Regions from separate parts of the Homo sapiens genome. Here regions 1 and 3 are each linked to region 2. A link is a loop called in an ENCODE intact Hi-C map of the cell type or tissue named here. Cell type or tissue: endothelial cell of umbilical vein. All regions are shown on one strand.

Region 1 (8,000 bases), 240 kb before region 2:
TCATGTCTTTTGCCCACTTTTAAATGAGGTTGTCTGGTTTTTCTTGTAAATCTGTTTAAGTTCCTTGTAAACTCTGGATGTTAGACCTTTGTCAGATAGATAGATTGCAAAAATTTTACCCTATTCTGTAGGTTGTCTGTTCACTCTTTTACTGTGCAGAAGGTCCTTAGTTTAATTAGATACCATTTGTCAATTTTTGCTTTTGCTGCAATTGCTTTTGGTGTTTTTGTCATGAAATCTTTGCCTGCACCTATGCCCCGAATGGTATTGCCTGGGTTTTCTTCTAGGGCTTTTATAATTCTGGGATTTACATTTAAGTCTTTAATCCATCTTGAGTTGATTTTTGTATATGGTGTAAGAAAGGGGTCCAGTTTCAATTTTCTGCATATGACTAGCCAGCACTTCCAGCACCATTTAGTAAATAGGGAATCCTCTCCCCATTGCTTGTTTTTGTCAACTTTATTGAAGATCAGATGGTTGTAGGAGTGCAGTCTTATTTCTGAGTTCTCTATCCTGTTCCATTGGTCTCTGTGTCTGTTCTTGTACCATTACCATGCTGCTTTGGTTACTGTAGCCTTATAGTATAGTTTGAAGTCATGTACTATGATGCCTCCAGCTTTGTTCTTTTTGTTTAGGATTGTCTTCGCTATACAGACTCTTTTTTGCTTCCATATAAATTTTAAAAAAGATTTTCTAATTCTGTGAAGAATGTCAATGGCAGCTCAATGAGAATACTCAATGAGAATAGTATTGAATCTATAAATTACTTTGGGCAGTATGGCCATTTTCACCATATTGATTCTTCCTATGCATAAGCATAAAATATTGCTCCATTTGTTTTTGTCCTCGCTGAATTCTTTGAGAAGTGGTTTGTAGTGCACCCTAAAGAGGTTCTTTATGTCCCTTGTTGGCTGTACTCCTAGGTATTTTATTCTTTTTGTGGCAATTGTGAATGGGAATTCATTCATGATTTGGTCTCTGCTTGCCTGTTGTTGGTGTATAGGAATGCTACTAATTTTTGCACATTGATTTTTTTTATTATACCTTAAGTTCTAAGGTACATGTGCACAACATGCAGGTTTGTTACATAGGTATACATGTGCCATGTTGGTTTGCTGCACCCATCAACTCGTCATTTCCATTAGGTATTTCTCCCAGTGCTATCCCTCCCCCTGCCCCCACGCTCCAACAGGCCCCGGTGTGTGATGTTCCCTGCCCTGTGTCCGTGTGTTCTTGTTGTTCAACTCTCACCTATGAGTCAGAACATATGGTGTTTGGTTTTCTGTCCTTGTGATAGTTGGCTTAGAATGGATGCTTTCTAGCTTTATCCATGTCTCTGCAAAGGACATGAATTCAACCTTTTTTATGGCTGCATAGTATTCCATGGTGTATATGTGCCACATTTTCTTAATCTAGTCTATCATTGATGGACATTTGGGTTGATCAAGTCTTTGCTATTGTGAATAGTGCCACAATAAACATACGTGTGCATGTGTCTTTATAGTAGCATGATTTATAATCCTTTGAGTATATACCCAGTAATGGGATTGCTGGGTCAAATGGTATCTCTAGTTCTAGATCCTTGAGGAATTGCCACACTGTCTTCCACAATGGTTGAACTAATTTACACCCCCACCACAGTGTAAAAGCATTCCTTTTTCTCCACATCCTCTCCAGCATCTGTTGTTTCCTGACTTTTTAAATGATCGCTATTCTAAATGGCATGAGATGTTATCTCGTTGTGGTTTTGATTGGCATTTCTCTGATGACCAGTGATGATGAGCATTTTTTCATATGTCTATTGGTTGAATAAATGTCTTCTTTTGAGAAGTGTCTGTTTATATACTTTTCCCACTTTTTGATGGGGTTATTTGTTTTTTTCTTATAAATTTGTTTGAGTTCTTTGTAGATTCTGGATATTAGCCCTTTGTCAGATGAGTAGATTGCAAAGATTTTCTCCCATTCTGTAAGTTGCCTGTTCACTCTGATGATAGTTTCTTTGGCTGTGCAGAAGCTCTTTAGTTTAATTAGATTCCATTTGTCTATTTTGGCTTTTGTTGCCATTGCTTTGGTGTTTTAGTCTTGTAGTCTTTGCCCATACCTATGTCCTGAATGGTATTGCCTAGGTTTTCTTCTAGGGTTTTTATGGTGTTAGGTCTTACATTTAAGTCTTTAATCCATCTTGAGTTAATTTTTGTATACGGAAGGGATCCAGTTTTAGCTTTCTACATATGGCTAGCCAGTTTTCCCAGCACCATTTATCAAATAGGGAATCCTTTACCCATTGTTTGTTTTTGTCAGGTTTGTCAAAGATCAGATGGTTGTAGATGTGTGGTGTTATTTCTGAGGCCTCTGTTCTGTTCCATTGGTCTATATATCTGTTTTGGTACTGGCACCATGCTGTTTTGGTTACTGTACACTTGTAGTATAGTTTGAAGTCAGGTAGTGTGATGCCTCCAGCTTTGTTCTTTTTGCTTAGAATTGTCTTGGCTATGCGTGCTCTTTTTTGGTTCCATATGAACTTTAAAGTAGTTTTTTCCAATTCTGTGAAGGAAGTCAGTGGTAGCTTGATGGGGATAGCATTGAATGTATAAGTTACCTTGGGCAGTATGGCCCTTTTCATGATATTGATTCTTCCTATCCATGAGCATGAAATGCTCTTCCATTTGTTTGTGTCCTCTTTTATTTTGTTGAGCACTGGTTTGTAGTTCTCCTTGAAGAGGTCCTTCACATCCCTTGTAAGTTGTATTCCTAGGTATTTTATTCTCTTTGCAGTAATTGTGAATGGGCACCCACTCATGATTTGGCTCTCTGTTTGTCTATTATTGGTGTATAGGAATGCTTGTGATTTTTGCACGTTGATTTTGTATCCTGAGACTTTGCTGAAGTTGCTTATCAGCTTAAGGAGATTTGGGGCTGAGACGATGGGGTTTTCCAAATATACAATCATGTCATCTGCAAACAGAGACAATTTGACTTCTTCTTTTCCTAATTGAATACCTTTATTTCTTTCTGTTGCCTGATTGCCCTAGCCAGAACTTCTGACACTATGTTGAATAGGAGTGGTGGGAGAGGGCATCCTTCATCCTCGTCTTGTGCCTATTTTCAAAGGGAATAATGCTTTCAGTTTTTGCCCATTCAGTATGATATTGGCTGTGGGTTTGTCATAAATAGCTCTTATTATTTTGAGATACATTCCATCAATACCTAGTTTATTGAGCATTTTTAGCATGAAGGGCTGTTGAATTTTGTCAAAGGCCTTTTATGAGGCTAGCATCATCCTGATGCCAAAGCCTGGGAGAGACACAACAAAAAAAGATAATTTTAGGCCAATATCCCAGAAGTACATTGATGCAAAAATCCTCAGTAAAATACTGGCAAACTAAATCCAGCAGCACATCAAAACGTTATCCATGACAATCAAGTTGGCTTCATCCCTCGGATTCAAGGCTGGTTCTACATATGCAAATCAACAAACGTAATCCATCACATAAAAAGAACCAATGACAAAAACCACATGATTACTGCAACAGATGCAGAAAAGCCCAAAAGCTTCTTAAGCTGATCAGCAACTTCAGGAAAGTCTCAGGATATAAAATCAATGTGTACTGGGCATGGTGGCTCATGCCTATAATCCCAGCACTTTGGGAGGCCAAGGCAGGCAGATCACCCGGGATCCGGAGTTAGAGACCAGCCTGGCCAACATGGCAAAACCACGTCTCTACTAAAAATACAAAAATTGGCCGGGCATGGTGGTGGGCACCTGTAGTCCCAGCTACTTGGGAGGCTGAGGCAAGAGAATTGCTTGAACCCCAGGAGGTGGAGATTGCAGTGAGGCGAGATCAGGCCACTGCACTCTAGCCTGGGTGACAAAGCAAGACTCCATCTCAAAAAAAGGAGTCACTTCCAAGATGGCCAAATAGGAACAGCTCCAGTCTGCAGCTCTTAGTGAGATGGAGGGCAAGCTGAAGTAGGGCAGGGCATCGCCTTACCCAGGAAGTGCAAGGGGCTGGGGGATTTCCCTTTCCTAGCCAAGGGAAGCCGTGACAGACTGTACCTGGAGAAATGGTACACTCCTGATCAAATACTGCACTTTTCCCACAGTCTTAGCAACTGGCAGAATAAGAGATGCCCTCTCGTGCCTGGCTTGGCAGATCCCATGCCCACGGAGCCTTGCTCACTGCTAGCGCAGCAGTCTGAGATCAACCTGCAATGCTGCAGCTTGACAGGGGGAGGAGTGTCTGCCATTGCTGAGGCTTGAGTAGCTCACAGTGTAAACAAAGACGCCAGGAAGCATGAACTGAACAGAGCCCACCACAGCTCAGCAAGGCCTACTGCCTTTATAGATTCCACCTCTGGGGGCAGAGCATAGTAGAAAAAAAGGCAGCAGACAGCTTCTGCAGACTTAAATGTCCCTGTCCGACAGCTCTGAAGAGAGCAGTGGTTCTCTCAACATGACGTTCGAGCTCCGAGAATGACAGACTGCCTCCTCAAGTGGGTCCCTGACCCCCGTGTAGCCTGACTGGGAAACACCTCCCAGTAGGGGCCAACAGACACCTCAAACAGGCAGGTGCCCCTCTGGGACGAAGCCTCCAGAGGAAGGATCAGGCAGCAATATTTGCTGTTCTGCAGCCTCCACTGGTGATACCCAGGCAAACAGGGTCTGGAGTGAACCTCCAAATGAGTCTTTTGAGAAGAAGGAGCACATATTATTCGAGGTGTGTTTAATACAGTCACAATTTACCTTCTCAGGAAAGTCTTAGTGTTTAGGCATTTAAATTCTTATACTACTTGGGGAATGTATTAGTCAGGGTTCTCTAGAGGGACAGAACTAATAGGATAGATAGATAGATATAAAGGGGAGTTTATTAAGTATTAACTCACTTGATCACAAGGTTCCACAATAGGCCATCTGCAAGCTTGAGGAGCAAGGAGAGCCAGTCCGAGTCTCAAAACTGAAGAACCTGGAGTCCCATGTTTGAGGGCAGGAAGCATCCAGCACAGGAGAAAGATGTAAGCTGGGAGGCTAGGCCAGTCTCTCCTTTTCCCTTTCTGCTTTATATTCACTGGCAACAGATTAGATGGTGCCCACCAAATTAAGGGTGGGTTTGCCTTTTCCAGCCCACTAACTCAAATCTCAAATGTTAATCTCCTTTGGCAATGCCCTCACAGACACCCCCAAGACCAACACCAATCCAATCAAATTGACACTCAGTATTAACCATCTCAGGGAAGATGAATAATCCTAGAAACTTGAATTCAGTCCTAATGAAGTGTAAAAAGCTTTAGTAGTGTTGATGAAGGTGATCTAAACTCTTTGATTCACAAACTCTTAAAGAAGGAAGGGACCTCAAAGATGATATTTTCCAGTCCTTCCATTTTACAAAGGATGGACCTGAGACCCAGGAGAGATGCAGTTATTTACTCGGGATCACACAGCTGGTTAGTGAAAGAGTAAAAACCAAAACACCTCTGACTCTCTTCTTATATCACGTTCTGAAGACTATTTCAAAATGATTCAGCTGGCTAAGCACATTTTGAAATTTGACATTTTCCTCAAAATACATGTGTAAGTCCAGCGGGGATCATTAATTGATTAGTCAATTCCTTCATAAATATTCACTAATTATTACTCTAAAATGCCCTCAAAACTCCACAAAAGTACAAAGACGTATATCACTTCTGCTTACAGTTTCCAATCTCCCTAGAGCAGTAAGAAACATACACATAAAAAGATACCTAATGTCCCAAGATAAAATGTCAAATTGAGACGATGTGTAATAACATGTCAAATTGAGACATTGTGTAATAACATGTCAAATCGTATGATAAAATGTCAAATTGAGAGAGAAAATAACAAGGGTGTAGGCTATCACTGTGTCCTTAAAAATGTCGAAGAAGGCTTTGTAGAGTAAGCAGAGCTTGAAGATACTCGGATTTTCCTGGCATTATGGAAACTCTAACTCTTGCTGTACAAGATGATTTGCATGACTTGTAGAAAAGGGTCTGTACTCTTTTTGCCATTCCCAGGGCAATAACAGAGTTTTAATTCTTGATGTCTCCTTAAACAAGAGGTTCTTAACCTGGAAAAGGGTCTATGATCTTGGATAGGATAGGGGAAAAAAACGTATCTTTACTTTTTTATATCTAGCTGAAATTTGGCTCTTTCTTTTCTTTCTTTCTCTCCCCTCTCCCTCCCCTCCCCTCACCTCCCCTCCCCTTCACTTCCCTTCCCTTCCCTTCTTCCCTTCCCTTCCCTTCCCTTCCCTTCCCTTCCCTTCCCCGACTGAGTTTCACTCTTGTCGCCCAGGCTGGAGTGCAATGGCATGATCTCAGCTCACTGCAACCTGTGTCTCTCAGGTTCAAGTGATTCTCCCACCTCAGCCTGCCGAGTAGCTGGGATTACAGTCATGCACCACCATGCCCAGCTAATTTTGTATTTTTAGTAGAGACGGGGTTTCTTCACGTTGGTCAGGCTGGTCTCGAACTCCTGACCTTAGGTGATCCGCCCGCCTAGGCCTCCCGAAGTGCTGGGATTATAGGCATCAGCCACCACGCCCAGCCAAAATTTAGCATTTTCTGCAATTATGAATATAAACAACAAACCACAGTAGTATTAGCAATTTCTGTGACCATCATCAATAGAAATTAATTACAGATATTTTCAAACCTCATTACAGTCATTGCAGAAAAATAATTTATGTTCATCACTCTTTTGAACATATGGGCATTGTTAGATCTGTTCTAGATCTTGTTATTTAAAGTGTTAATAAAGACAAGTATTTATTATTATATCAAAAACTTGGCTTTTAATATATTTTTATTACTGATTTCCACATAATTATTTTATCTATATAGTTCTGCTAGGTAAAACAATGGCCAACAAAGAAGCCTACACCGTAATCCCCAGTACTTGTGAATATGATCTTATAAATGGCAAAAGAGACTGTGTTTATAATTAAGGTAAGGAAACTGCTGGGGAGATCCCACCAGGTGGGGAGACTATCCTGAATCGCCCAGATGGGCTCATCTAATGTGTTTACAGAAGCAAAGAACCTTTCCCAGCTGTGATCAAAGAGGGCTATGGAAAGGAGTTGATCACCTTTGCAGCCTTTGAAGATGGAAAAAGAGGACCATGAGCCAAGGAATGCGGGTGGCCTTGAGAAGCTGGGAAAGGCAAGGAAACACAGCCTCCCTTAGATCTTCCAAAAAGGAATGCAGCCTTGTCAACACCTTAATTTTAGCCCAGTAAGACCTCTATCAGACTTCTGACCTCTAGAACTGTAAGATAAATTTGTATTCATTCCCCGATTTGTGGTATTTTGGTACAGCAGCATTGGAAAATGAGTATACTTTATTTTACTTTATCCATTTCAAAATATTATTCTGAGAAACTTCACCAGACAAAGCTGCTCAGGCACAAAAAAATATATAGTTTTTAAAAAACCCTGCCTAAGTAGTGTATGCAGCTGTACTTACAAGGAAAACCTTATGTAATTTGACATTGACACCAGTCAATGTCTAGTGGGACCTAAAAGGAAAAACTCTATTTGTTTTCACAATTATCCAGACGCTCCAGTAAAAATTTTTGTAGCAAAATCACAAGTTAAGTTCTCACTCAAGCTTGGCTTTTCCCTCGACTTTCTTTCTCAGTGGTTCTTATTTTTTCTGGCTTCCACCATTTCCAAATTTGGATTACATTCATATAGGCAATTCATTCATGCAGGAATGAGAGCCAAGGGAAGAGTGTTTTTAATCCTTGTGATTGACATTATTACTTTATGAGCCTTCAAATGAACCCAGCAGTTACTAATATATCATGCTAGGGAATTGTAGGAAAATGATAACCCAATAAAGAGGGCATATGGCAAAGGAACCGTGTTTCCCCTTCTCGAGGGTGATTGGGTCTCTGGAGATTTCTTGATTGGCATTCTCGGGATCAATTACTTATCCAGTTACAATATGTTAATGCCAAAACAATTTTTACAATAGTTTTAATT
Region 2 (8,000 bases):
CCTGTGGTTTTGTTGTCATATCCATGAAATCATTGTCAAGATTAAAGTCTTAGCCAGAGCAATTAGGCAAGAAAAAAATAAAAAGGCATCAACATCAGCAACAAAGAAGTAAAAGTGCCCTGGTTTGCAAATGACATGATCTTATATAGAGAAAACCTTGAGGACTCCATAAAAAACTGTCTAATAAATGAATTCAATAAGTTGCAGTATACAAAATCAACATACAAATATCTGACCACGTGCAGTGGCTCATGCCTGTAATCCCAGCACTTTGGGAGGCTGAAGCGGGAGGATCCCTTGAGGCCAGGAGTTCAAGACCAGCCTGGGCCACAAAGCAAAACCCTTTCTCTACAAAATAAACATAAAATATTAGCCAGGCATGGTGACACAGGCCTATAGTCCCAGCTACTCAGGAGGCTGAGGCAAGAGGATTGATGGAGCTTAGGAGTTTGAGGCTGCAGTGAGCTTTGATTGTGCCACTGCACTGAAGCCTTGGCAACAGAGTGAGACCCTGTTTCTAAAAATATAAATAAAAATTAAAAATAAAAAAAAATTAAAAATTATCCTTCCAGTAAGAAATAGCTTATGGTAGAAGAAAAAAAATCAGTTGCTTTTCTGTACATTAACAATGAACCATCTGAAAAGGAAATTACAAAAACAATCCATTTTCATTATCACCAAAAAGAATAAATATCTAGGAATAAACTTAGCTGAGGAGATGAAATGGATGTATACTGAAAACTATAGAACATGAATGAAAGAAGCTAAGACACAAACAAATGGAAAGACAGCCTGCATTAGAAGAGCTACTATTATTGTTAAAATGTCCATACTACCCAAAGCAATCTACCAACTCAGTGTAATCCCTAACAAAATCTAAATGGCATTTTTATAGCAATAGAAAATACAATTTTAAAATTCATGTAGAGCCATAAAAGACCATGAATAGCCAAATCAATCTTGAGAAAGGACAAAACTGGAGGCATCACATTTCCTGATTTCAAAATACAAATCTAGAGTAATCAAAACATTATGGTACTGACATAAAGACGGACATACAGATGAACAAAACAGAATAGAGAACCCAGAAATACACCCACACACCATGGTCAGCTGATCTTCACAAGCATTCCAAGAACATACAACAGGAGAAGGATAGTCTCTTCAACAAATGGAAATTGGAAAACTGGATATCCACATGCAATCAACTGAAATTAAACCCTTATCTTAAACCATACATAAAAATTAACTAAAAATAGATTAAAGGCTTAAAACATAAGACATGAATTTTTAAAACTCCTAGAAGAAAACATAAAGGAAAAGCTTCATGACTTTGTCGTTATATTGACTTAACATATGTAGTCATAACAGTGAAGTTGAATTTTCAGAAACTTCACGCTGAAGCTATCATTGATGTGATTCATTTCAATTTACCCTGGTTTTTTAAGCATCTACTATATGCAATGATCTGGGCACTGCAGGGGATCCACTGCGGAATAGAATCAACCCCACACCTTAATAATGTCATGGTCTAGTGGTGAAAGCAGGTAATGACAATACAAGGTGATTAGAACCATAATATCAAGGAGCTTTGGATATGATATTTGATGGTATTAAGGCATTATTAATTTTGTGATGTGTGATAATAGCATGGTGATTATGTTAAAACAACCCTTATTGATTAAAGACTCAATTCATTTTCTATTGCCACCATAACAAATTACCACAAAACTGACGACTTAGAACAGCACAAATTTATTCTCCTAAAGTTCTGAAAGTCGGAAGTTTGAAAGAAGTCTCATAGGTCTAAAATAAAGACATCCACATGGCTGGTCCTTCTAGAGGCTCCAGGTGTGAATCCATCCTTGGCCACTTCCAGCTCCTGGAAGCTGTGGCCAAGATTCCTTGACTGGTGACCACATCATTCCAGTCTATTTCCATTGCAAGTGTCACATTGCAGGTCTCTGATTTTGGTCTGCCTGCCCCTTCTTCTAAGGATCCTTGCGATTACATGGGTCTCTCCTAAATCACATCTAGGATGATCCCCCATCTTAAAGTCTTTAATCACATCTGCTGATGGGTTATATAAGGTCTCCTCTTCACAGGTACTTTATCTTAGATGGGGGGTGTTGGGAGGACACTTTTTTTTTTTTTTTGAGACGGAGTCTCATTTTGTCGCCAGGCTGGAGTGCAGTGGTGCAATCTCGGCTCACTGCAAACTCTGCCTCCCGGGTTCAAGCGATTCTCCTGTCTCTCAGCCTCCCGAGTAGCTGGGACTACAGGTGTGCGCCACCACGCCCGGCTAATTTTTGTATTTTTAGTAGAGACGGGGTTTCACCACGTTGGCCAGGATGGTCTCGATCTCTTGACCTCGTGATCCTCCCGCCTCGGCCTCCCAAAGTGCTGGGATTACAAGCGTGAGCCACTACGCCCAGCTGGGAGGACACTTTTTGAACAGGAAAGCAGAAATGCTTATCAGATGTAATGGTTTTCGAAGTTATTGCCTTAGAGTTTCTCTAGAACAATCCATATTTTATAGGACACAATTGTAGCCCAGAGGAAAATCTCACTTTGTAGCAACGTATCTTGGCTTCTAAGAAAAAAAAAAAGGCCCACAAGGGTTTATTTTAAAATATGGTGAGGGAAATCTTGCTTTTGAAGAACCAGGCCTATAGCTAGTGGACCTGGCATTTTCCCAGGGTTTCTGGACTCTCACAAGCTCACAGTTCATAAGTTCTCTGAGGAAGGATTTCCACCTCGCCATAGGCCCAGCCGTCTCCCCTTCCCTCTAGCTGAGGACCGGAGTGTCCGCAGGGCGGCGCCCAGCGCCGGGGTTTGGTTCCTTTTACCTCCCGGTGCCTCTGTTCCTTAGCTTCCAGCCTTTCTTCTCCCTGGCTTGCTTGGCTTTCTCAGGTGAGGGTACATATTTCTTTTGTCATTTTGCACAGAAAATGTAAACGTTTCCTACTCTAAAAAGATCACCTTTAAAATTTGCTTATAACAACAATAAGATATTCCCACAATTTTTTTTCTCTAAATGCTATTACTGCAATATAAAAACAAAAAAGGAACAAGTTCCTGAAGGATTTCATTTTCACGGATGCAACTGTAATTATTCATGTGACCAGAAGATGGCAGTACAGCATTAATAACAGTGGCGCATCCCTTAGAACAAAATGGCTTATTCAATTTTTTGGAGCTTGGTAGACCTAGCTACTAAACAAATATTAACGGATCTGCTACTAAGTGCAAGGGTCTTCTGGGTTGCATTAGTTAATAAAAGAGACAAAAGCTGCTCTAATGGAGGGTGCTAAACTAAACTTGCAAGCACAATTAAGAAGAGAGAATTGTCCCAGTCTTGTCTTTTAAAATTTCATCTCACTGCTCCTCATTCATTGAAAGTCACATTTCTGAGAGAAAATATTATAGCAAAAGGAAGGAAGGAAAACAAAATACAACAAAATTCTCTTATAAATGAAGATACTTTAAAAAGGCAAAGTGACTTGCCCAAACACACTGGTAATGATTAGCTCCAAGTCTGTTGACCAATATTTTCTCTATCCGTGGTACCACACTGATTCTCGAAATCACAAATTCAGGGATTAAGAATGCCAGTCCTTGCCCCATCACTGACCCCTTTGTGGGATCTTAAGCAAATTATTTAATTACTTTTATGTAAAAAGTAAGGCATTGGACTAGGTAAGTTCAAGCATTTTTACCAAGGGAATGTTTTTTCCTTTTTTTCTTTTTAAGACTCTTATTCAGAAGTTCAAAACCTAAAATAATAAAGGAAAATGCTAGAGTTGAAAGAGACGTTTTCCTCTTGAGTTTCCTCCTTTCTCCCCTAGAATCTTAGGTTTCCTCAGAGCACAGTTTGTAAACTATCAGACTGGGTGATCTTGTAAACACCTTTCAGCTCTGAATATTCATTATCCCTCAAGTTCATTGAATTAATTGTGAGATAGCAATACCCTCAAAAGTGATTACTGTTTGGTAAAAAACAAAAGCAACAACAACCAAAAAAAAACTAAATCCTGAAGATGATGACAAACTGGAATAGTCAATTGTTAAGAACAAAGAGAAACTGACTTTTAAAGCATTTTCAATATTTTTCAACACGATGCCTCTGAATAATGACATTATCTTCATGCTTTACAGGGCCCTTAAACACACTCAGCCAGGTTTCCGCTGTGAACATCCTCTGGCACATGCTCTCAGAAATGAGAAGGTTGCCTGTGGAGAACGCTGTGGCTCCCCTGCATTTAGGCAACAGACTTTTGGCTGTAGTAAGTGCCAAAAGCCAGAGGTGGTATGGCTTATGCTGCACCATGGTGTATTGGGCCAAAGAGCTCTGGAAAACCGTTCAACCACATGGCCATCAGCAGTGATGGGAAGGGCAACTTAAGGTCAAAGGACTATGGGAGGGTGTCTAAGATGGGCCTTAGAATTAGTCTTCCTGGGTTTGCAACAGAGCTCCAACACTTTTGACAAGTTACTTTGGTTTCTAAATTTTAATTTTGGTTAATAACATTACTTCCTAGGAATGAGAAGACCTCATAGGGCAAATAATAGCAGTGTATGAACACCAAGTAAAAGTTTCTGTTTTCTTTCACAGGATTCCTGCAAATATCTCCAGGCTGGGTTCCTCATCGGTCCTCCACCTTTCAATCCATCCTCCACACAACAGACTGAATGACCTTTAAAAGATATGTCAGATCTCATCGCTGCACTTTTAAACCTTTCAATGACTCTCTCTTGCACTTCCAAGAAAATTCACATTCCTCACACTGACCTACAGCCACTGCATGATCTTCCTTGTCCACTCTCTGACTTTATTTGGCACTCGATGACCATATTCCAGCTGCACTGGCCTTCTGACAGTTCCTGGAATAGCCCAAAACTTTTCCAGTCTTTAGAACTCTTGTGTGTACTTTTTTCCCTTTCCCAGAACACACTGTCATTTCCTAAAGTCTCAGCTAAAATATTTCTCATCAGACAGGTCTTCTCTGACCACCCTGTCTAAAGTATCAACAATAAAGTAAACCTTATTCTTTAGCATAGGGGTTGGAAATGTTTGACCTGTAGGCCAAACTGGCCCACCATGTTGTTTTTATATATAAAGTTTTATTGGAAAACAGCCATGCTTATTCATTTACGTATTAACCATGACTGTTCTGGTGTCACAGTGGCCAAGTTGAATAGTTGCATAGTTGCAAAGCCTTTTATCTGGCCCTTTATAGAAAAAGTTTATCAACCTCTGATCTATCAAGTAAGCATGCACTCCCATTAGCATTTCTTCATTTCTGTTTATTCTCCAGTACCTTCAGGTAGTTGCTTTTTAAATTGTTTAAGTTTTATAGTTGTTTTCTTCAGAGTAAGTCATCCTGTGGAATCTTTTTTCCATTATACCCAGAAGCCAATTCTAGTTATTTTAAAAATTCTGTTCAATAGTTCCAATATCTGAAGCATCTCTAAGTCTTGTTCTATAGTTGATTCATCTATTGAAAGTGGGTCATTTTCTCCTATTTTTAACTTTATATATCTGGTATTTTTTACTGAATGTCTAATATTATGTGTAGAAGAATGATGAAAACTGAGGTAAATAGTATTTACACGTAGTAATAGGTACCAGTTACCATTACTGGTTGTTACTGTGGTAACAATGGTTACCACATTTCTGTCTGCACAAAAGTATGGCGGGCTGTGTCAATGTAGTCAATAGTTATGTGGAGTTTGGTATTTTATGTTGCTTTTGTAACCTGTACAACACAGTCTTCAAAATCCTTGACAGGATATTTCTGTTGCCTTGTGTCTTGTGAGCATCTCGTGCAGGCCTGTGGAAACAAGCCTGCACATAAGTGTGAGCTCACCTTGCATGAGCTTATGGTTATTTTAAGTTGATATGCTAGCTTACACTTGGCTTTTAGTATGTTTTCTAATTTTTAGCTAACTTTCTCTTAGTTTGTTTAATGGCAGCCGCCTTTCTCTCATGTTCTGTCAAAACTGAAATAGTCCTTGGACCCCATCTCTCCTCAAAGATTCTTGTCACCCTTTGGAATCAGTTTGTTTATTTGGCTTACAATCCCAGCTCTCTGATAGGATCAAGAAAAGGTAGAGTTTTATAGATTATCTGCATTTTCTCATAAGTAGAGTGACATTCTTGTGCAGCTTTCTAATCAAAAGCAGAATGCCAGAACCCACATTCTAGAATTTGCCCTCCTTTCAAATGGGCAGAGACGAAAACATAATTTATGCCAGTAAGGTTAAAAAAGCAGCATGGCATTGTAAATTGACAGTTGGTGCTATAGACTGAATGTTCTCCACCCCCACCCCCCTGCCGCCCCAACCAAATTCATATGTTAAGTCTTAATCCTCAGGGTGATGATATTTGGAGGTGGGTCCTTTGGAAGGAGATTAGATCATCAGGGGAGAGCCCTAATGGATGGCATTGGTGCTTTTATGAAAGAGGCCACAGAGGGCTCCCTCCTCCCTCCTGCCATGTGATGACACAGCAAAAAGATGTGACTTATAAAACAGGAAGCCGGCCCTCACCACACACACCAAATCTGCTAATGTCTTGGTCTTGGACTTGCAGCCTCCAGAACTGGGACCATTAAATTTCTGTTGTTTATAAGCCACCCAGTCTATGGTGTTTTTTCATAGCAGCTCAAATGGACTGAGACAATTGGGTAGTAAATTTGTGTAACCAGTCTAAGAAGGATTTTAAAAATATGTAGAAAGGGTCTTACAGTCTGATCGTTTTGACCTAATATTTCTACTTCAAGTGATCTAATCAGAGGTGCTGACAAATATTCTTATAGAAGGATATTCACTACAATATTGTCTATTTATTTTAATTGACAAAAATTGTATATATTATTTATAGCATGTTGTTTTGGAACATGTATACATTGTGAAATGGCTAAATCAAGCTAATTAATATAAACATTATCTCACATAGTTACCTTTTTTGTGGTGAGAATAATTGATATCTATTCTTTTAGCAATTTTTGAGAGTACAATACATTGTTATTAATGATAGCCACCATGTTATACAATAGCTCTCTTTATTTCTCTTGTCTAACTGAAATGTTGTATCTTATGAACAATATCTCCTCACTCTCATCCTTAGCCCCTGGTAACTCTACTTCTATGAGTTCAAGTTTTTTAGATTCTGCGTATAAGTGAGATCATGTAGTATTTGTGTCTCTGGACCTGGCTTATTTCACTTATCTAAAGAGCTCCAGGTTAGGATCTCCAGGTTTATCCATATTGTCTGAAGTGACAGAATGTCCTTATTTTTTTGAGGTTGAATTATATTTCATTGTATATATATACCACATTTTCTTTATCCATTCATTTGTTGACGGGCACTTAGCTTAATTTATTGTGAATAATGCTCCAGTGAATATGGTAGCACACATATCTCTTCCATATATTGATTTCATTTCCTTTGGATGTACCCAGTGGTGGGTTTGCCATATCACATGGTAGCTTGATTTTTAATGTTTTTAGGAACCTCCATACTGTTTCTCGTAATGACCAAGCTAATTTACATGCTGAACAACACACCACACTATTATGAAATAATGGAGACAAACTAGATAACCGACAGTAGAAAAGTATTTTTAATCCATTGAGATCCAACCATATAAAGAAATATTACGCAAATATTAAAATACTTCAATGAAGAATATTTATTGAGACAACGATCATAATATAATGTTAAATATCAAAACCAAAACTATATATATAAATTTTATATATACATATATATACACACACACATTCAGTTTTGTTGGGATTTACTAATAAACTTTGAAATTAAGTTTTTTTGGCGTGTATATATATATTTTTGTGTATGTGTATATACATATATATATATATACACACACACACACAGAAAAACTTTATATATATATATATATATATATATGTATCTCACTGGTGCCTATAAGTTTTTTTGTGGAGAGAGATATATATATATATATCACTGGTGC
Region 3 (8,000 bases), 860 kb after region 2:
TGAATTTAAGAGCTGCTGACAGTTACCTGAAAGTTTTACTAGTCACTTGGTCTTGTTAGCTAGTAAAACCTCCAAATCTAAAGAGGAAAGAGGCATGTCTATAAAATTTTATAGGGAAAAATGTAGTGTTAGCAAAAAATATATATTAGGGAAATTTGTCCTCATTAACAACACAATGCTGCCTTAGTTAGCTAAAGGGACCTCAAATTAAATAGATACATTATTAAATGTAACCAATCTCCTTTAAAGTCACCCAGATCTCCACTTTCTATGTGGGTGCAGTCACCTGGGAGAGGTCTTACTACCATTCTGCTAGAGCTCTATCTAAGCAGTGTGTGATGCTCCGGCCACCTTGACTCACCAGTGGCTGTCACGGAAAGTCTGAAAGTGGCAAAGAGCTACAAGCAGTAAAAGATAATATTTCGTGGCTGGAAAAACTCTTTTAACCTGTGATTTGATTTCTCTTTTGTTTCCATTTATGGCAGAGCCTCCATCTTGGCAAGGCACGTAATCTTATCCAAGCTGTGCAAAACCTGTCCAAAGTGTATGTACAATAACATAAAAATTGAAAGGTGGAAAAAGCGCCAGCACAGACATGTAGTGATTGAGTCCTGCATGAAAATACATCCAAAGGCAAGATGGTTTGGAGATTTTAGGAAGCCCTGGCTCTTTCCTCTGACACAATCACAGCATTCTAGACATCCCCAGTAAATGGACTCTGTGACACAGACATTGAGCACCCTGCTTTGTGCCAGACACCCTGCCAGGAGCTCAATGGAATCAGACAAATAACGCACAGTGAGTGCATGGTTACTGTGCATGGTTACTGAATCAGACTTTTGTGTGTGTGGATCCTCTAAGATTGTATGTGTCAGGGTATTAGCCAATGTTAAATGGCGCAGAGGAATTTGAGGGTTTCTTTTCTCATCAGCTTTTGATTTTAATCAATGTTCTATTAGAAAAAGTATCAACATTTTTAATTCTGTTCAGGCCACAGCTTGGGGAACAAGACACTAATCTTTTAATAATGTTCCACCTGTTCAATGGAAATAGTGATCTTTCTCCATTAATTTACAGAAGTATTTAGTTACTTGACAAAAATATTTTGAGAACAAAATATAAACCTTTCTCAGCTTCTTGGAAGAAAAACTGTATTTAAACTTAAACGAATGTGTCCAATATATGTTATTCAGGAAGTACTTAAGTACCTGCTTACACTTGACTTGATTGATTTGACAGTCATTTGGCCACAGTTCTACTACTTCTATGAGAGGATGACCTGAAAACCACTAGAGAGAAATATCCACTCTACATTAATAGAATACTGCTTTTTAGCAGCTTTGAATGAGGAGTTAAAAATGAATAATGAAATTAAGGTTTTTTGAATGATTTGTTTAATTTATGCCATTCTTTTAAGTAACATAAGATTGACTAACTTTTTTTAAAAATTCATTTTAGATATGAAAATTAAGTTTATGTACCTAGGACCATCTAGTTAGTTCCACAAAGACAGATGTTTTGTGCCAAGTAAGTATCATCCTCATTTACAAGAGGGGTCACAAACTGCTGGCCTCCCCCAACTTCTACCTATCAAGTTCTGTTAGGCCTACATCGTGGAATTTTTGTTTTTGAATCAGTATTTTAAAATTGGGTGATTTTGGCTGGGCGCAGTGGCTCATGCCTGTAATCCCGGCACTTTGGGAGACTGAGGCAGGTGGATCACGAGGTCAAGAGATGGAGACCATCCTGGCCAACATGGTGAAATCCCATCTCTACTAAAAATACAAAAATTAGCCAGGCATGGTGGCGTGTGCCTGTAGTCCCAGGTACTCGGGAGGCTGAGGCAGGAGAACTGCTTGAACCCAGGAGGCAGAGGTTGCAGTGAGCTGAGATCATGCCACTGCACCCCAGCCTGGCAACAGAACAAGACTCCATCTCAAAAAAAAAAAAAAAAAAAATAGGAGATTTCACATGAAGGCCAGATTTTCAGCTTCTTAGGAAATATTTTAAGATCTGGAACACAGAGCCCACTGTTCTATTCTGGTGACAATGGTTTAGAATAGAGTATCAGTTATCCCTTGGCTGGGCACGGTGGCTTACACCTGTAATCTCAGAACTTTGGGAGGCTAAGGTGGGCAGATCACTTGAGCCCAGGAGTTCAAGACCAGTCTGGCCAACATTGCAAAACTCCATCTCTACTAAACATACAAAAATGAGCCGGGCGTACATGCCTGTAATCTCAGCTACTTGGGAGGCTAAGGCACGAGAATCGCTTCAACCTGGAGGCAGAGGTTGCAGTGAGCCAAGATCGTGCCACCACACTCCATCCTGAGCCACAGAGTGAAACTCTCAGAAAAAAAAAAAAAAAACAGAAAGAAAAGAAAAAAGAATTGAGTATCAGTTATCCACTTTAGATGACTAACTTTCCCTCGTTCTCACCTGGCCACTTTACTCAGTCACATTAGCTGCCTGATTCTGTTAGCTGTTGAGTCAAAAACTACTCACTAAAAGCAGTGTGTTAGGATGAATTGAGGACATGGGAGTACAGTACTACAATCCTGAGTATTTCACATCAGTTACTATACAATCCCCCAAGAAGAAGGAAGATTGCATTGGAGCCACCCTCCTTTTTCCATAATGGTTTTTAATAGCTCAACTCTGTCTACTTGGGTAACTTATGTTAGCTACAACTTCAAGATAAAAATCACATTATTGCAGAATCTTACTGCTGAAAGAGAGATTGGAAATCATCGAAACCGACCCTTTCCTTTCACCAAAAGTAACTGAGGCCCCAAAATCTTAAGTGACCCTCCAGAACAGGTGATGGCAGAGCCAGTGCCTTCTAACTGATGTTCAGTCCAGTCTCCAAATTTCCCCTTTGTATAAGAATACCAGTTGTATTTGATTAGGGCCCACCCTGATGACCTCATTTGTAAATACTTATCTCCAAGTAAAGTCACATTCTGACTTTAAAACCACATCCTGGGGGTTAGGATTTCAGCATATGAATTTGGAAGTGGGGGACAGAGTTCAGCTCATAATACTTCACTCTCTCCCCACCAGAATACATGTCCTTCACCCAATGAAAATATTCCATCCCAACAACCCCAAACGTCTTTCAGACATCAACTCTCAAGTCCAAAATCTCATCTTAAATATCATAAAATTGGGTATGCGTGACACTCAGGGTATGAGTCATCCTGAAGCAAAATTGTTCTCTAGCTGTGTGTGAACCTGGGAAACCAGACAAAAAGTTATCTGCTTCCAAAACAGAATGGTGGGACAGGCATAGAATATACATTCCCATTCTGTAAGGGAGAAGTTGCAGGGGGAAAAAAAAAGAAAGAATCATGGTTCCCAAGCAAGTCTGAAGCTAGCGGGGGAAATTCCATTCCATTTTAAGGCTTGAAAATAATCCTCTTTGGCTAGATGTTCTGTCCTCAGGGCTCACAGGGGAGGGGATGCATAGCCCTGCCTTCCAGGCACAGGGTCACAGGAGCCCCACCCCCACAGCCCTGGGCAATAGTTCTACCCTCTACAACCAAGGAGGAGCCAGTCGCTGAACCATCTTTGAAGCCATTGGTCCTTCATTTCATCCTGTCTCTGTCCCTTTCAGTCCATGCTGTCAATGTTTCTGCTGGTATAAAATTCTCAAAAACCTTATTGGCCTCCCATGCAAGTCATGGGGGTCCAAGCAGTCAGACAAGAGGGCACTCCGCGGATCTTTTTCAGATAACCACCTCTCTATTTCTGGCATCTACTGTGGAGGTTGATTGGATCCGTGAGTCACGTACCTAATTTCGTTAGCACATGGCTGTCCAGCCACACCCTTGGCATTCTCTCCCAATCTGAGGTACTGAGAGTTAAGCACTTCGATGTAGCAGTTTGGCGGGGTGGAGCGCGGGGGGGGACACAATTCACAGCTGAAATATTTCTTTACTTAAGCTAAGACTTTATCCCAATTTTGGTATATCTGACCAGTCTTACTAAAGCTACATTTTGTAAGACCAGAAATGAGTCTTTTCAAAACCAAAAGGTTGGTGTGAGGACAGAGAAAGTAGGCAAGCGGGGAGACAGGAGACGTCTATGTGTGCAGAAACCTGCACCTCTTCTCCTCCAGCTACCCGTGCAGGTCATTTCCCCCCAGGCCCATCCAGGTCTAGCGATGTCCCAGCACTGCCCCCTGGTGGAGCCCTCCACCGGCCTGCAGGAAGGGCATGTGACTGACTCCCTCAGCGCCCTGCAGTCTTGTCCCCTCTGGTCCCAAAAGTGTATCCTGCCTTCGCTTTGCGATAGGTTTCTTCCTGCCCTTTGCCTGGAAATTTTATCTCTGGTTCTTGCAAACATTATTTACAGCTGTCTAATTTTTTCTGTCTACCTCACAGCTGCCAAACTAAAGTAGGTGGGAAGCCATTTTCCCTCTCTAGGTCAATGAATACCCCCCGTTCTCCACCCGCGCTTTTGAAGATTCCAGCACTGCTGCCAAGTCAACCCATCTGCAGGAGAACGCTTTGGAAAAAACAGACTTTAAAAAGAAAAGCAAACTGCTCTTAGCCCCTGATAGCTTCTCCACAGGAGAGGGAATATGGACAGAGCTGAGGTTCAAGACACATGTGCTGTTTGAGCTGAATCTGTGCTGTTTTCTTCTTTCCGTGGTTACCCAACAACGAAGGCGTGTTGTACCTTCTTGCCTTCAAACCTGTTCCTCCTCCCGTCAGATGTCCTTACTCCTCAATTTGAAGTTTTCCTTCATAGGATTTCTGAGAAGGACTTTGGAAAAAGTGCTCCAGATCTCTGCCAGTTCCTTAGCCATGAAAACCAAACATAAAAGATCATCTGGGGACATTCATTCAGAGCACGTTACCCACATTCCACCACCACTACTCTGACAGCACAAAACATATACCAGGAGCTGGGGTTATGTGGTGGGGGAGTCCTTCCTATTGTAAGCCCTAACATTATGACCCTCTGGGGTTAAATTTTATAATTTTCATATTGTGGAGTCCCATATTTTGTTCTGCTTTCCACTAGTCCAGGCTTCTGAGGTCTTCTCTGTGTTCATTGCTTATTAATTTTATTCAGCAAAGATTAATTGAGCTCCTGCAATGAGACACACACACTATGTTAGGTGCTGGGGAACAAAATAGGGAAGGGCCCTACCCTCAGAAAGCTTGCAATTTATGAAAGAATACTAACAAAACCTGCAAAGTGGTATTTTAAGTTATTTTGTTTCATTTTTGCTATTGAAACAAAGAAACTGAGAATTTGGTATGATTCAAAAAATGTTTAGGTACAAGAAAAAGAAAAAAGCAAGAAGCACTTGCCAGATTTAACTATAATTCCTAAAAATGATGAACATTTTCATCTTCAGGAACATGAAACATCATCGACTATTCTCTACAGACAACAGGCAAAGGTTCTTACTGGTCCAGTACATACAAGTCCTTCAGGAAGAAAAACATGATTCTACCAGGATTGGGTTGAATAGAGAGAGAATTGCAGTTTAAGATTCATGAGTATGGAAATAAACAGCTCTTATGGCTAATAAACTCTCTATGAACTTTAAAAAGAAAACAAGAAAAAAAAAAGCATGGCTTTTTAAAATCCAAAGTCCTTGCCTTAGGAAGAGACAGGACTAAAGTAAAAATAAATGAAGTCTGTTTGAAACTCATGAGTTGCACACCTCATGTTGCCAGAAGCTGGTTTAAAAAGCAGTCTAGCTGGGATTTCCATGCAAACTCAGCAAGTCATGAATCAACTTGAAGCCTTGTCTCCCAGAGGCCATAGGAGCTGGGTGTGTCCCAGAGATGCTGTGTCCTGATTCTGTGGAAAGGGTGGGGAAGAGAGGTCACTGAGGATGTTTCTGGAGAAAGTTGTGCATGGCTTTCCTTCTTAGCTAGGAGGGAATAGGGGGTGTGTCAGGAGGGTGAATGGGAGAAGTGAGGGCAGATGAGTGGATGTGTGAGTAGTGTTAGCAAGCCAGATTAAACAAACTGCTTGTGGTTTAATCTGATGCTCAAATAAAACACTTTGCCTGTATTTCTAGGTATGGAAGAAGAGAAAGAAAAGCCTAAATTGGAATGAGATCCAAGTCTAAACGCAAGAGCTAGATTGAGCCGCCATTGAAGACTCCTTCCCCTCGGGCATTGGCAGTGGGGGAGAAAAGGCTTCAAAGGAACTTGGTGGCATCAGCACCCCCCTCCCCCAATGAGGACACCTTTTATATATAAATATGTATAAACATAGAATACAGTTGTTTCCAAAAGAACTCACCCTCACTGTGTGTTAAAGAATTCTTCCCAAAGTCATTACTGATAATAACATTTTTTCCTTTTCTAGTTTTAAAACCAGAATTGGACCTTGGATTTTTATTTTGGCAATTGTAACTCCATCTAATCAAGAAAGAATAAAAGTTTATTGCACTTCTTTTTGAGAAATATGTTAAAGTCAAAGGGGCATATATAGAGTAAGGCTTTTGTGTATTTAATCCTAAAGGTGGCTGTAATCATGAACCTAGGCCACCATGGGGACCTGAGAGGGAAGGGGACAGATGTTTCTCATTGCATAATGTCACAGTTGCCTCAAATGAGCACCATTTGTAATAATGATGTCAATTTCATGAAAAGCCTGAGTGTATTGCATCTCTTGATTTAATCATGTGAAACTTTTCCTAGATGCAAATGCTGACTAATAAAGACAAAGCCACCCTGAACCTGACGTCTGCATTGTGCATCTCAAAATCCTAACAGCATTAGTATCTCCTTTTCATTTTTATTACCTGTTGAAAATGGGTTTACTGAACCTGGTTCTTTCCTATAATTTTTGGATTTTAAAAAATGTGAATCTTTTTGATAACTCCAAAACAAATTTTTTTTTTCTTTTTTTCCAGATGGAGTCTCACTCTGTCGCCCAGGCTGGAGTACAGTGGCGTGATCTCAGCTCACGGCAAGCTCCGCTTCCCGGGTTCATGCCATTCTCCTGCCTTCTCAGCCTCCCGAGTAGCTGGGACTACAGGCGCCTGCCACACGCCCGGCTTATTTTTTGTATTTTTAGTAGAGACGGGGTTTCACCTTGTTAGCCAGGATGGTCTCGATCTCCTGACCTTGTGATCCACACGCCTCGGCCTCCCAAAGTGCTGGGATTACAGACATGAACCACCGCGCCCAGCCACAAAATTGTTTTTAAAAAAACTATTTTACAAAATCTTTGACCGTAATTATTTTTAAGATGAAAAATATGTTATATAAATTATAAAATGTTACTTAACACAAATATAAGTATTGATTGCCCAATGTTGAGAGAGATCAACAAATGATATAAAACCATTCACTCCAAAATTATAATTACATTTTAAAATTAAAAAATGAAAAGCATTAAACTTTTTAATTTGAAAAAAATTTAAACTCAAAAAGTTAATTTAAAATTAGTTACATTTAAATGTAATTAAATGCTAAAAATCTCTCTTCCTTCCGTCTCTCTGTCTCTCTCTTTCTCCCACACACATTCACTCTATATGCCCCCCATTTCTGAAAGCAAAATTGATAGAAATATAGAATGCATCTAGCAGCATTACCATATTAGTTTCCTAACTCATGGAGCTGGGACTTTTAAGTAGGAAAGTCAAGCAGAAATCCACCAAAACAGAAAAGCACAGCAATACCACATCCTTGGAATGACTGCTGCAGTTAGTACAGGATCAAAGACTTGAAGGATCCAGAGTTGGTTTCCATCACAACTACATGTATCTTACCTGTCTGACCTCTATTATGGGTTACATTGTGGCACTGTGTCCCCCTAAAATTTATATGTTGAACCCGTAACCCCTAGTGCCTTAGAATATGACTGTTTTTGGAGACAGGGCCTTTAAAGAGGGGATTAAGTTAAAATGAGGCCATTAAAATGGGCCCTAATCCAATCTGAGTAGTATCTTTGTAAAAAGGGGGAATTAGGACACACAAAGGGACACCAGGAATGTACATACACAGAGGAAAGACCATGTG

The links. Peaks named below come from ENCODE experiments on the same cell type or tissue, not always from the same donor. Only the 100,000 strongest peaks of a DNase experiment are listed, where the experiment ranks them.
Region 1: it touches region 2 in a loop (3-fold over the local background); 2 of 110 quality-filtered maps call a loop at or near these places.
Region 3: it touches region 2 in a loop (5-fold over the local background); 8 of 110 quality-filtered maps call a loop at or near these places.

The regions. Positions count from the first base shown.
Region 1 is chr6:142,228,353-142,236,352 of GRCh38, forward strand. No RefSeq gene overlaps it. Among named protein-coding and RNA genes, the nearest start is that of LINC02919, 28 kb to the right of the region's middle. In endothelial cell of umbilical vein, a CTCF peak has its summit at 4,305; a DNase peak (open chromatin) is centred at 4,299.
Region 2 is chr6:142,471,791-142,479,790 of GRCh38, forward strand. No RefSeq gene overlaps it. Among named protein-coding and RNA genes, the nearest start is that of ADGRG6, 170 kb to the left of the region's middle. In endothelial cell of umbilical vein, a CTCF peak has its summit at 3,099 (motif pointing right); a DNase peak (open chromatin) is centred at 3,021; H3K27ac peaks cover 364 bases.
Region 3 is chr6:143,333,593-143,341,592 of GRCh38, forward strand. AIG1 (androgen induced 1) reads left to right here. Exons shown (of 6, transcript NM_016108.4): 6 at 6,047-7,466. The coding sequence ends at 6,084. Among named protein-coding and RNA genes, the nearest start is that of ADAT2, 110 kb to the right of the region's middle. RefSeq lists an enhancer at 1-574. In endothelial cell of umbilical vein, a CTCF peak has its summit at 4,187 (motif pointing left); no DNase peak of the experiment used is centred here.